Regions from separate parts of the Homo sapiens genome. Here region 1 is linked to region 2. The links are chromatin contacts, found by POLR2A ChIA-PET in ENCODE. All regions are on one chromosome and are shown on one strand. The core of a region is the stretch at or near the end of the contact, and the rest is flanking DNA. Distances in the headings are between cores, read along the strand shown. Region 1 has its middle 67 kb from the start of LINC02260. Region 2 overlaps PDGFRA (platelet derived growth factor receptor alpha).

Region 1 (6,795 bases), core at 2,967-5,466, 260 kb before region 2:
CACCTGGAGGGCAGAAGGGAAGCAGCTGTCACCTAATGGATGTAATTGATTAAAACTGAAATTCACATGGACTTCTCCAGTTTCAGATATACCACTCTCTGTTTTGTGCACTCCTGTTTCATTCACTCCTTATTCCTGAAGTTTTTGCTAGGAGAGATTCTATGTCAGAAATGACAAAGGACTTCTCAGCCAAATGTGGTACATTCAGAGGTCAGTGCCTGTAAGAATGGACTTCAGAGCAGAGCAGATCAGGTTTAAGTCCTAGCTGTGTTATCGTGAGCACATATAGCTTCTTTAAGCCTCAGTTTTCTCATCTGTAAAATGGGGCTAATGATAATAGCCAGGGTTTCTATAGGGATTAAAACACATAAATAAAGGTTCAGTTCAGGGCTTGGCATATAGAAGATGCTCAGTACATGCTAGCTATTATTATCATTATCATCGTCATCATCATCATTTCTTGGTTACTTCTTTATGTGGTCATGCTAAACAGTGAACTTCAACCAAGAGTGGCTTAGCAGGGAATGTAGGTTACATAGTTGGCTGCACTGTCATAGGCTTTACTTTCTTCTCTTAGAAAACAAAGCATCCTTTGAAGAAGGAATTGCTTTAGTTTCCCATGGGAAGTAATTTCTACAACCCACAAGTAAATGCAGTCTAATGACTAGAATGTGACAGTAGCTATAAAGAATGAAATGTTCCACAAACAGTACTGCCTCCTAAAATTACTCGATCTCAGCACTGTGTTTAGGTCCTCTCTTCCCCACCCATCTTTTTGCATCTACCTCTCATCCTCCCACCCACCCCACTTCTCCCCTATCCCATCCTTTTGGGATCATAAGACCCACCCACCCATCCCCAAATCCCTGAAGAATGTGGGAGTGTCTTGAGGTTCAGGGTAAAGCTGAAAGGCCTAGAGGCAGCTCTGCTTTTTCAGAATGGCCTGGGGGAGGGGGTGGGGTCTTGATGGCAGCAAGAGGCGGTTTGCCAATAGGCAAACCGGTAGACCATGCCTCATGCATTTTCAGGAAAACATCATTTAATCTCAGAACATCTGCAACAGTCTGCAACATATTTTCTCCAGGGTTTGAGTCTAAGCTGACAAAAGATACCGGACACCCCCACAGATTCTGTGACATATCTTGGTATTATTGAACAAACATCAGTTAGGTTCCTGTCTCAGTGCAGCGTCAGTCTGAATAGGAAATACGCCAGTGCTCTTATCGTTGCTGACAGACTCTGTAACTCACCTGCTGATAGTGTCAGTAACACAGCTTCCAGTTGGGGGAGGCTCTTCTCCCACTTCTTTGAAAGCATTGTTCTCAGGTAGGCAAAATAATTAAGGTGCTTTTTGAGTTTATGCTTACTTTTTCACAGTAAGCAAGAATTCCATGATCAAGGCAATGTACCTTGCAGACACATAATAAATGTCAATGAATTCAACACATTTTGAAACACACCCAGGGCTCATTTTTCCACTGCTTACACTTTCTTTCTGCCCCCTCAATCATCACATCTCCAAGTCTAAAAAAAGTGTCAGATTTAATGCCTTCATTTTATGGATAAAGAGATGAAGGCCACGACATTATAAATTATTTCATTGTAAACATACAGACAAATAGTAGTCAAGCAGAGCCGAAAGCCCTGGATTTAAGATGCATGAATCAGAGCTTTTCCTATCATATCTCACTTAAATGCCATTCATTTCTTTACTTGTTTTGAAAATGAATCTTATCCCTGTATTTGTTCTGTCTTCTAAATTAGAAACCACATACATCACGAGACATCTTTTGTTTGACCCTTGAAGTTTGAAAATATTTTCTGAATTAGTTAACATTTTTCAAAAACGAGGTTTTTCTGAAACATTTGCATTTCTGGCTTCTCTTAAAATGTGGACTATCTGGCAACACTGGGCTTGCATTCTTGCAAGGCAACACTCCGCTGGAGCTGGGAGGCAATTGTCTCCTTCCGATAGGACTTGCACCCTACAGCTTGCTGCAGCGCCTACCACTCCCTGCTGTCTCACATCCAGCCTGCTTTACTCCTTTATCTCCCTTGCTGCTGTAAGCATTTGAACAGGACCAGGACCCTGAGTTGAAAATATGACCAACAATTTCACGGATATTATTGCTCCAATGTAGATAGCATCTGGGGCCTCCCTACTCCTTGGGAGCTGCCTGAAATTCCCCTGAATCCTTAATTCCGTGGCCTGAAAAATATCCAAAGACTTCCCCAGTAGTTGTGTGAATAGTCATGGATTTATATTCTCATGGTTTTCTTTGCCTCTAGCTCCTACGGTTTTGACCCATGACATTTTTAAAGGATCCAGATTCTTCCTTGATCTCCTCCTTTTACCCCAGGCAGTTCGAGATAATGAGTGGATCTGGGGGGTGGGGAGTGTTACGGAGTAAATATTTTAACAGCACTGCTCATAGCAGATATAACTTACAAATTCATCCTCCATGGAGATTTTTCTCCAGCCTTTTGTCCATGCAGGATCCTGCCATTCTTACTCCTTTCCTACTCCAGTGCCCCCACCACCTCTACTTCAAACTTCCCCCTTTAAATAAAGCAGACAAATACAGCCTCCTCTCAAAGGTGCCGTTGCAAACCCATCAAGGTGCTTGAAGAGCAAAGGCCTCTTCCCTGTTAATATTGTCCATGTCTCTTTCTGAAAAGTCAGGATTCTGGACAGCAAATGTTGTACAGTGACACTTCTAAGCATCCCCCACTGGGCACTGGTCTTTAAGGAAGTAAGTTCCCAGGCTCTTATTCCTGGTATGAATCGTATGAATCAGCCAGGTTCCCTAATTTTAGACATGTATAAATTGTGCAGTCTTAGATATCAGAAATCCTAATGGTTTATCTGTTTACATGTCCACCTCCCCCATTGTACCATAAGCCTCTTTATGTCCTATTTATCTTTAGGTTTTCCTTACCTACACAGTGGGGAGGTGTGAAGGGGAGGGTCAGGGAACAGGAAACACAGAGGAAGTATTCAATAAGCAATTGACGAAAAGGAAGGAAGGAGGAAAGGAAGATCAGTCACCTGGTATGGTTGTAGCTGTTGCTCACTGCACAAGGGCACCATCTGAGGGGGCAAACTAGTGCTGAAAGCTAGGCCACGCTCTACTCACCAAGCCAGGAGCCCTATGACTATTTGTGTCCTCCCACTTGGCTGTCCTTTCCCCATTTGCTGCCTGGTCCCAAAACGGACACTTTTGCTAATTTTCACAAGGTGCTATATGGATTGGGGATGGGGTAGGGGCTAAATGGAAAACATTTTGTCTAGGAAATGTGTATTTTTTTTTTTTTTTTTTTGAGACGGAGTCTCGCTCTGTCGCCCAGGCTGGAGTGCAGTGGCGGGATCTCGGCTCACTGCAAGCTCCGCCTCCCGGGTTCACGCCATTCTCCTGCCTCAGCCTCCCAAGTAGCTGGGACTACAGGCGCCCGCCACTACGCCCGGCTAATTTTTTGTATTTTTAGTAGAGACGGGGTTTCACCGTTTTAGCCGGGATGGTCTCGATCTCCTGACCTCGTGATCCGCCCGCCTCGGCCTCCCAAAGTGCTGGGATTACAGGCGTGAGCCACCGCGCCCGGCCGGAAATGTGTATTTTTATTTATTCATTTAGTCACCAGTATTACCTCAATTTGTTTCCACCTTAAGAAATTAGCCATAACTCTGTCAGGGTTTGTGGCAGTGGACTCTGAAGATGCGGGTGGGATCCTTTCCCTCCTCAAGGGAGTAGGAGCTACCTACGGCAAATAAACTCCCCGCATGTGAAGACACTGGAACATTTAGGCCAGAAAAAGAGATGAAATTCCTGATCCCCCTGGGTGCATATCTGAACCCCCATCCTGCAGCTGTGCACCTCAAAAAGCGCAGGAACGCAGCTCCAGCCTTCAGCCTTCAGCGTCCAGCGTTTGGGGAGAAGAGCTCTTAGCTGTCAGCCGCTCAGCCACGCCCCCAAGTCCCCGCGTTCAGCCTGTCACCTTCTATTACCCAGCTCTGGTTGGGGAAGAGCATCTGGCCAGAGTGTCTGCAGGCCCAGGGGGTGAATTTAGGTTGGATTTCAAAGCTGAGCTAAGCAATCTCTCAGCTGAGCTCAGTGCAGCGACCCTGTGCAATGAGCATGCAGCTGAGCCTGGGGACGTGGGCGTGGCGGAGGCGGCGTTTCCATGCCAGGGCTCAGCGCTGCGCCCTTGATGACCGCTCAGTGGCCGCCCTGCCGGCCAGGGACTTGCAGCCAGGAATCCTCTGGATGGCTCAGCGTGGAGCCCTTCCTTTAGCTGGAAGATGCTGCCCGAAGCACCAGGGAAGCAGCTAAGCACAAGCGGCTGATCCACTATTAGCTATTCCGCGAACCGTCATCATCTCCCTGTCTAGAGACGACACAAAGACTCCAGTGGCTTTCTCTTCTTAGCAAGCTGGGGCCCAGCCGAGGTCCCTCCAAGAAGACATAATCACAGAAGAGACTGCTTCAAAGCTATGCTCTCTCTCCTGTGAAGTGGTGAAGAACCCAGGACCAGGACTCTGATGGACTTGTGTTGCAGTGCTGGCTTTACCACATGCTAGCTGGTCACTAAGGATCCCTGGTCTCACTTCTTCCTTCTGTAAATGGGGCATGGCTATAATAGCTATTTTGAGGGCTCTTTAAAAATCAAGTGAGAAAAAGTGTTCAAAGCATTTAGCACAACAAGGTGTTAGTGGTCAGGTGGTGATGATGATATATAATTTTGACTCTTAAGTCAGTGACACATATCTGTATTCTCCTTCTCTAAGGCCTCAGCTAATCAAAGTGTAGTCCCTGGACCTGCAGCATAGGAATCATCCATTATCTGGGAGCTTGTTAGAAATGTAGAATCTTGGCCAGGCGTGGTGGCTTATGCCTGTAATCTCAGCACTATGGGAGGCAGGAGGATCACTTGAGGCCAGGAGTTCGAGACCAGTCTGGCCAACATGGTGAAACCCTGTCTCTATTAAAAATACAAAAATTAGCCAGGGGTGTTGGCCAGTGCCTTTAATCCCAGCTACTGAGGAGGCTGAGGCACAAGAATCACTTGAACCTGGGGGGTGGAGGTTGCAGTGAGCTGAGATCCCGTCACTGCACTCCAGCCTGGGTGACAGAGTGAGAAAATATCTCAAAATAAAAACAAACAAACAAAAAAACTAAACTTTGCTTTGCTGCAGACCTTCTAAATCAGAATATGCATTTTTAAAAGACACACAGATGGTTTGTATTCACATTTAAGTTTCAGAAGCCCTGGCCTAGAACATTCCAAGGACTTCAACCCATTTTAACCAATAATTAGCTGGTGTCTTAGGAGTCAATAGGAGCCAACTCTCCTTTAATAGCTGTAATATTTTCTCCAGGGCTACCCTCCAGTGGCACAGCATCTGTCTAGAGCTTTATCTCCTTCTTCCCATGGATGCCCTTAGAAGAAAGTGCTGAGGAGCAGAGAAATGACCAGATGGGGCAGATGGAAGGAAGGGGAAGAGGAGGAGCTGGAAGCCTGGATGATCACAGGCTGGCTTATCAGCCTCTTGCAACCTCCAGGTCTTCCCTCCTTCCATGCCTGTGAGAATAATGTGAGAAATCAAAAGGGTGAGGCCTAGAGAGTCTGAGGTCCAGACTCACCTGGATTTGTTTCTGCAATGCATGGAGACTCTGCTTTAGGGATCCTATTCCCTGATCCACTCTCACAGGCTCCTCAGGCTTCTGTGAGCCTGGTCCAAGGATAGCGCCATTCATTTGTTCATCAAACAAATACTTGCTGAATGTATGCTATGTGCTAGGTAAGGCCCAGTTTTCTACTCCCCAGGTTGGGCTCTTGCTATGCCATTAGTTAAACTATCACTCTCTGGGTGAAGTTGGGGATGTGATGGTAGTGGGATCCTTGGTGAAGAACAGTCCAGATCCCCGCTTCAAGCTGGGACTCTCATTGCCCCAGTTGCTGTCTGTGTTGGTGGCTGAAGTGCATCCAGCTTAGTCCTCTCTGGGAGGTCCTTGGTCACTGTCACACCCACACCCTGGGGCAGCCCCAGCTAAGTAAGAGCTGCTGGATGGGGATGGGGCAGTTGCCTCAAGGCAGAGCAATTCTGAAGGTCAGAGTGGTCAATCCGATCCACCGAGGCCTCCATTGTGACTATGTGACGGTTCAGTCTCTCTCGGTGTCCAGGCTGGCTTCTGTCACCACTCATGGGTATTGCTCCTAACTGCCCAGCAGACATGTGCCAACAATTCAGAGTCAGATTCTGTTTCCAGGGTATAGACTGAAGATAATGATATATTCTAAGTCCTTTCTGTGACTAAGTGCCTCTGGCTATGACAACAAAATACAGGCAACTATTTTGCTAAAATTTATATATTTGCATTTTTGGAAAAAAAAATCTCAAAGCCTATTAAAGAGCTGCTAGAGGAGATAGGTTTCCAGATGTGTTTACTTACTTTTTACAAATGTAAAAGCAATTTAAATTATGTGAATACAATTTCATTTTAAAAGAGGTAAACAATGCAGAAGAATACACAGGGAAACTTGAAAGTCCCCTTCATCTGAGTCTTCCTCCAATCAACTCCTTGCTCCCAGATAACCACTGTTGGACTGTATCATTCTACATAAACCTTTTGCTATTCATTTGCACACATACAAATATATATAAACATATTTTTAATATAAGGGAGATCAAGTTGCTTAAGATATTTGCTTATTGAAGTCTTAGATCTTTTTTAAAAAATCACTAAATATAGATCTGCCTAATGCTTTTAAATAGCTGTATAGTATTCCATAGCATGG
Region 2 (6,351 bases), core at 3,824-6,323:
GCTCCACCCCTTGCATCAGTGTGCTCTGGACATGGGATATGGAGTCAATGGAGTTTATTTGGAGTTTTCAGCCCTGCTGGGTTCTGAACTTCTGTGGGGCTTGTAGCCCCTTTCTTTTGGCCGATTTCTCCCTTTGGGAATGGGAATGTTGACCCAATGCCTATAACCCCATTGTATCTTGAAAGTAAATAACTTGTTCTTTATTTTACAGGCTCATAGGTGGAAGGGACCTGCCTTGTGTCAGATAAGACTTTGGACTTTGAGTTGATGCTGGAATGAGTTAAGGCTTGAGGGGACTATTGTGGAGGGATGATTGTATTTTGAAATGTGAGAAGGACATGAGATTTGGGAGGGTCCAGGGTCAGTATGATATAGTTTGAATATGTGTCCCCACCCAAATCTCATGTTGAATTGTAATCTCCAGTATTGGAGGTGGGGACTGGTGGCAGATGAATGGATCATGGGGACAGATTTCTTACGAACAATTTAGCACCATCCTTCTGGTGCTGTCCTCGCAATAGTAAGTGACTTCTTGTAAGATCTGACTGTTTAGAAGTGTGTGGCACCTCTCTCTTTCTCTCTCTCGCTTGCTCTTGCTCTGGCCATGTGATGTGCCTGCACTGCTTTGCCTTCTGCCATGACTTCATGGCTTCATGAGGCCTCTCCAAAAACTGAGCAGATCTACCAGTATCTTGATTCCTGTAAAGCCTGCAGAATCATGAACTAATTAAACCTCTTTCCCTTATAAATTACCCAGTCTCAAGTATTTATTTATAGCAATAAAAGAACAGCCTAAAACACACAGAGACATACACGCACACACAAAACACACACACAGCCACAAGGACCAATCTTACACATAATTATTTTGTTTACCTCCTAAATTTCTTTTTTTCAACCATAATTAGCAAATCATCTCAGCTACCTTTAAAACACACATACACATAAACACACACTAAAATCTTCCATGATGAAATACATGGAGCACACATACAAGCTACATGAAAAAGTAGTTTCTGTGAATTGCTTTATTTTCTTTTTAAAGCCACCTTTGTAGTACTTTGCTTATAATTTGTTAATAAAATCAACCACCAATCACATGTGATAGCATCTTAGAGATCAGTGCCAATGACTTTCCTTTGAGTTTCTTTGTTTGTAACTTGTCCACTTTCCCCAGTTAGTCCCATCTGGAAGGGTCCCAGGGTTTTCGAGGAAGAAGGCAATTTAATCCAGAAGTTCTCAATTCTTTTTGAAAATGTTCAGCAAGTGAAGAGTAGCTCTAGCCATTCACGATTTTTTTCAGATAGTCACGGAAGGCCAGAAAGCAGTGGTCTGCCTGCCAACAGGGCTTGGGCCTGAGCATGACTCAGGTTCCTCTGACATCTCGTGCCAACTCCACCAGCCCAGCCTGGGAAGCAATGTAAACTATTTTTAACAATATGGGAGGGGAGAGGAAGTACTGGTTCCGATAACTCTCACTGGCTAATCTTTTAAAAGCGCTTGGAAGTTCACCCATTTGGCAATGAGAAGTGAATGGAACTTGGAACCGCAGAAATGGAAAATATTGTGTACTGAGCTTTGCAAAACAAACACATTCTTTTTTAAATGGATTGTACCTTTCACTTAAGAACCTGAAAACATTCAGAGCACATCAATAATTTCCAAAACAATGTCCAGGGCAGCTCAACACTTTTTTGCATTGACTAATGGGAAGGCTCAGACCCAAAAAGGCAAGCTCACAGGACAAGCCAATGTCAGACTTCCAGCTTCATGTCTGTGACCAGTTCAGGGCTCTGGAGGAACCACCCTGAGCAGATGTGAAGTGATCCATCTGGTCTGGGCATCAGCTGGACTCCCTGGAGTTTATAAATCAATTTAACCCTGCCACATATTCATGTACTTGAAAAACAGATAGACCCACCTTCAAAATACATTCAACAGAAACACTGGTCCAGAAAATATAACTGCAAATTATCTACTCTAGAGTTCCTATCACAAATTGAATGTTAGGAAAAGTAAAAGCAAGGGTTACTGAACTCATAGACATCAGAGACTTCTAAAACTTAAGGGAAAAAAAGCAAGGTGAGGAACCAACATAAGACAGCCAACTTGTAATTCTGCCAAGTAAGGGCATTAAAAAAAATCAATCACCATATTTTCATTAAAAAAGAAAAAGACAGCAATAAAAAAGGAAGTTCATTATATCAGAATAAATAATTATTTTTTTTAAAAAATGTTTACTGCAGGAACACACCAAGAAAATTCTTTAAAACTATTAAATTTAAAGTTTAAAAAATTTGTTACATTGTCAGCTTTTATTCTTTTCAATTTACAGGCCACAAACCTGGAAACATGTCACAGAACTGGTTGTGCAGACCTGCATTTAGAGACCACGTGGGCTGCCAGGTTCACTTACCATCCCTATACACTTCCCTCTAAATACTTTAAGTATCATATTAAACCACTGGAAAGTCCCAACACCCAGAGTGAGTATAGACACTTTTACCTAACATAGATTTCTTCTTATATGAGGCTGGACGATCATAGAGTGATCTCTGGATGTCGGAATATTTAGAAACCTCTTTCCTTTCTAGCATGGGGACATACTGTGTAGTATCAGCCTGCTTCATGTCCATGTAGTCACCATTGTTTTCAAAAGATAAAATAACATAGCTGTAAAAACAGAAAGAGAAATCTTACCCAGGGTGCCCTTCTGAAGTGGTCATTCCACTTTCAGTAGATGATGATTATGTGCCAGGTACTGAGGTAGGCATGGGAGCTAACTGGGTAAAAGCAAAACCAATCCATACCTTTCACATGAGGTGATCTAGTCAAGGAAATGAGCATTAATCAAATAGTCGCACAAATACATGCATCACAGCAATTCCACTACTGGGTATCTACCAGAGGAAAGGAAGTCATACTAAAAAGATACTTGCACACACATGTTTATAGCAGCACAATTCACATATTGAAAAAATGTGGAACCAACCCCAAATGCCCATCAATCAAGGAGTGGATAAAGAAACTGCAGTGTATCTATACATATGTATGTGTAGGTGTGCATATATATATATATATATGTAACTCAGCTATAAAAAGGAATGAATTAATGGCTTTTGCAGCAACCTGGATGGGATTAGAGACTATTATTCTAAGTGAAGTAACTCAGAAATGGAAACCAAACATCGTACGTTCTCACTCATAAGTGAGAGCTAAGCTATGAGGATGCAAAGGCATAAGAATGACACAATGGACTTGGGGACTCGGGGAAAAATTGAGAGGCAGGTGAGGGATAAAAGACTACAAACTGGGTTCAGTGTATACTGCTCCAGTGATGGGTGCACCAAAATCTCACAAATCACCACTGAAGAATTTACTCATGTAACCAAATACCACTTGTTCCCCAAAAACCTATGGAAATAAAAAAATTTTTTAAATAGGGAAAAAAAGAAATGTAAAAAACAAAATAAATACACAGATCAACTCAAACTCAGCTGTGTTGTGAAGGAAGAAAGGTTTCAATAGCTTGTAAGGAAAATGACTTGATCTGGGGGTCAAGGAAGCACTTTTCAGAAGACGTAGAATGGATCCCACTGACAAAGATGGGAAAGACTAGCGGAATATTTGTCATGGCACCTGGCACATACAAAGGACTCCACAAATGTCAGCTGCCATGATGACTACTGTTCACTTGTTTTCAGAGCCAGTTCCCTGCACATCCTTAGCAGGAGCCCGCACATCCTGAAGAGCCACATCTAAGACAGTGGGGCTGTGCTCCCATGGACCTGTAAGTCCATTACACTTAAAGTTTGAAGAATTCACTACGTTAAGTCTGTCATTATTCTTTCTCAGTTTTTCAACTCACAAGCCTTGGTTGGAACTTGAGCCGTGTGGCCATGTGGCTTGGGCATACAATTCCTTCTACCCAATCAATTTAGCACCCATTTGGTGTCCACCAAGTAATTTATTATGAAGTGAATTCATTGTACTTTCTGATCTTACAGAATTTCTTACCTACAGAGTTCTTTATAGCCACTTGTAGATTTCTGCAGTAGGGATCACTATCATTGACGTCATTTATAGGTCCAGGTTCAGCAAGGACCTCGAGCTTGGAGATCCACAGACAGTTCTTGCAAGGTTCCAGAACTCAAGCATCCCTGGCCAGAGCTGCATTTTATAGGTCTAAGTGGATCACATGTAAATAGCAGAAGAGCTCCCAGAGTCATTCTAACTCACTCTCATTCAAACCTATCAGCAAGGCCTTCCCATGTGACACCCCAGTCCAAAACACCTTTAGACATCATGCATCTCTCTGCATGACCATGGAAAGACTGGACAGGGTGGTTTGACTCTAAGTCTTGCTACCTTGGGCACTGAATCTGCAGACATGATATCTATCAGGACATGGGTCTTTCCATTTGTGATGCCTGTAAGATAATGATAGACAGCAACATCTCTCTTTGCACCCACCTCCGTGTGCTTTCATCAGCAGGGTTCAATCCAAAGATATCCAGCTCTTTCTTTGGCTTCTCTGGGTGGTGGCTCAGGAAGCTATCCCTATTCTTATGCAAATAGTTGACCAAATCTCCATAGAAGCAATACTCTGTGATGATGTAAATGGGGCCTATGGGGACAAAAGCCGTTAGGAGATGGGTATGAAAATGAAGAACAGAAAAGCCATGAATTGTCCTGCAGACCATATGGCACAGAAAAAAATAAGATACCAAAAAAGTTTTTTTTTTTTTTTTTTTTTTTTTTTTTTAATAAAGAGCCATGAATGGCTATGACTGGACTGGCAACAGATTTTGCTCAAAAACCAATGAGCTTCCATCAATTCAAGGGACCAGTCAGCTCCATTCAAGGGACTTCTATTCCCTGCCATGTGTGGGGATGGAGAGTGGAGGATTTAAGCCTGATTGAACAGTTTTCACAACCACATGTGTCCAGTGAAAATCCTCACTCCAGGTCAGTGAGCCCACCTGACTTGGTGCAGGCTCCCAGCAAGTTTACAATGTTCAAATGTGGCCCCAGGTGAGTCATTATCTTCAGTTCAGACATGAGAGCTTGTTTTTCACTGGATCTGGCCGTGGCTGTTGAAAGAATAAATCACATATCAGTCCAGCTGAGCTACCAACTTCCTGTTCTCAGAAAAAAACCAAGAATATGACTAATCCTGTGATTGGATATCATTCTATTTACCAGAAGTCTAAAAGAAGCAGATAGCTACTTGGCCTCAGTGCTAATAACTAATTCCTGGTCTTTCTAGTAAAAAGAAGTCACTGGAAATAACAAGCTCTTAATTTTCCAACATACAGGCAGCAAGAGCAATCTAAATAAACCTAATCTAAATACACATAAAACCTGGAGTCAAAATAATCAGGACCTAGTCCTAAATGTCTTATTTACTAGCTGCATGATTTTGAGAAATTCCCTTAATATCCCCATGCTCAAAAAATCCCCGTGCTCAAAAAATCCCCAGGAAGGAGCACTTACGTTTTAGCATCTTCACTGCAACTTTCATGACAGGTTGGGACCGGCTTAATCCATAGGCTGTTCCTTCAACCACCTTCCCAAACGCTCCAGACCCCAAGACCCGACCTGTGGGCAGGCAGAATCATTAACACCCAAAAACTCCAGACGCCTCCTCAGCTTTCTGCACCGTAGCCAGCTCTCTGCGGGCGGACAGCTGGGCGAGTGTCTTTCCTGTTTGGAGTAATCATAATGACTCCTCCAAGTCATCGTGTCAAAAAAGGAATTGAGCCCACAGGGAAGGAAATTAGCATAATTGCTTTTGTCGAATAACACTTGCAAGGGAAAGAAAACACAGACGGGAGAAAGGAGGGTGCAGCCCTCCCTGGTGTGAGCGCGCTGTCTACCAGCTCCGTGCTGGGCCAGCCCCTGGGATCCTCTTGCCTTCGGGGCTCTCACCCACACCTCCTGGCTCTCTCCCCTTCTGTTTTCCATATGCAAACAGGGGCATCTTTTGTCTTAGTAAATTACTAGCCACTGGAAATACTTCAGTATTCAAAATATCACTGATTCTAAGGAGTGACTAAATAAAAACTTCAGGCTGGGCTCACTGCTCCCTATTTGTTAGGAAAGCCACTCTACCAAGAGCTAAACATGCCCGAGAGCACAGCAATTAGCTTCATGTTGGGAGGAGACATACGTAAAGACACTGAAGCTGTTGTCCCACCCTGAAAGAGCTCACCCTGAGAGAAACATTTCCCGGGGTGTCAGTCTCACCACGGATAGCCAAGCCAGGAAAAGACTTGGCTCATAAAAGACACTAACAGCCAACACTGCCTCTTACTGCACGTCTGTGTTACTGAAAATCGTACCTGGAAA

What was found. ChIA-PET counts read pairs that join two places held with the same protein, here RNA polymerase II (POLR2A).
Region 1: POLR2A ChIA-PET joins it to region 2 with 17 read pairs in activated T-cell. The contact joins two enhancer-like sites. POLR2A ChIA-PET finds 5 or more read pairs at or near these places in 2 of 52 experiments (BJ and activated T-cell).

The regions. Positions count from the first base shown.
Region 1 is chr4:54,537,097-54,543,891 of GRCh38, reverse strand. No RefSeq gene overlaps it. Among named protein-coding and RNA genes, the nearest start is that of LINC02260, 67 kb to the left of the region's middle. RefSeq lists a cis regulatory region at 794-1,405 and an enhancer at 4,051-4,552. Within about 2 kb of position 4,216, at least 3 of the 41 ENCODE cell types and tissues checked have a DNase peak (open chromatin) inside an H3K27ac peak, as active enhancers do.
Region 2 is chr4:54,276,638-54,282,988 of GRCh38, reverse strand. PDGFRA (platelet derived growth factor receptor alpha) reads right to left here. Exons shown (of 23, transcript NM_006206.6): 13 at 5,497-5,601; 14 at 4,983-5,093; 15 at 4,474-4,627; 16 at 2,507-2,673. Among named protein-coding and RNA genes, the nearest start is that of PDGFRA, 51 kb to the right of the region's middle. RefSeq lists enhancers at 697-1,896, 4,310-4,833. Within about 2 kb of position 5,073, at least 2 of the 41 ENCODE cell types and tissues checked have a DNase peak (open chromatin) inside an H3K27ac peak, as active enhancers do.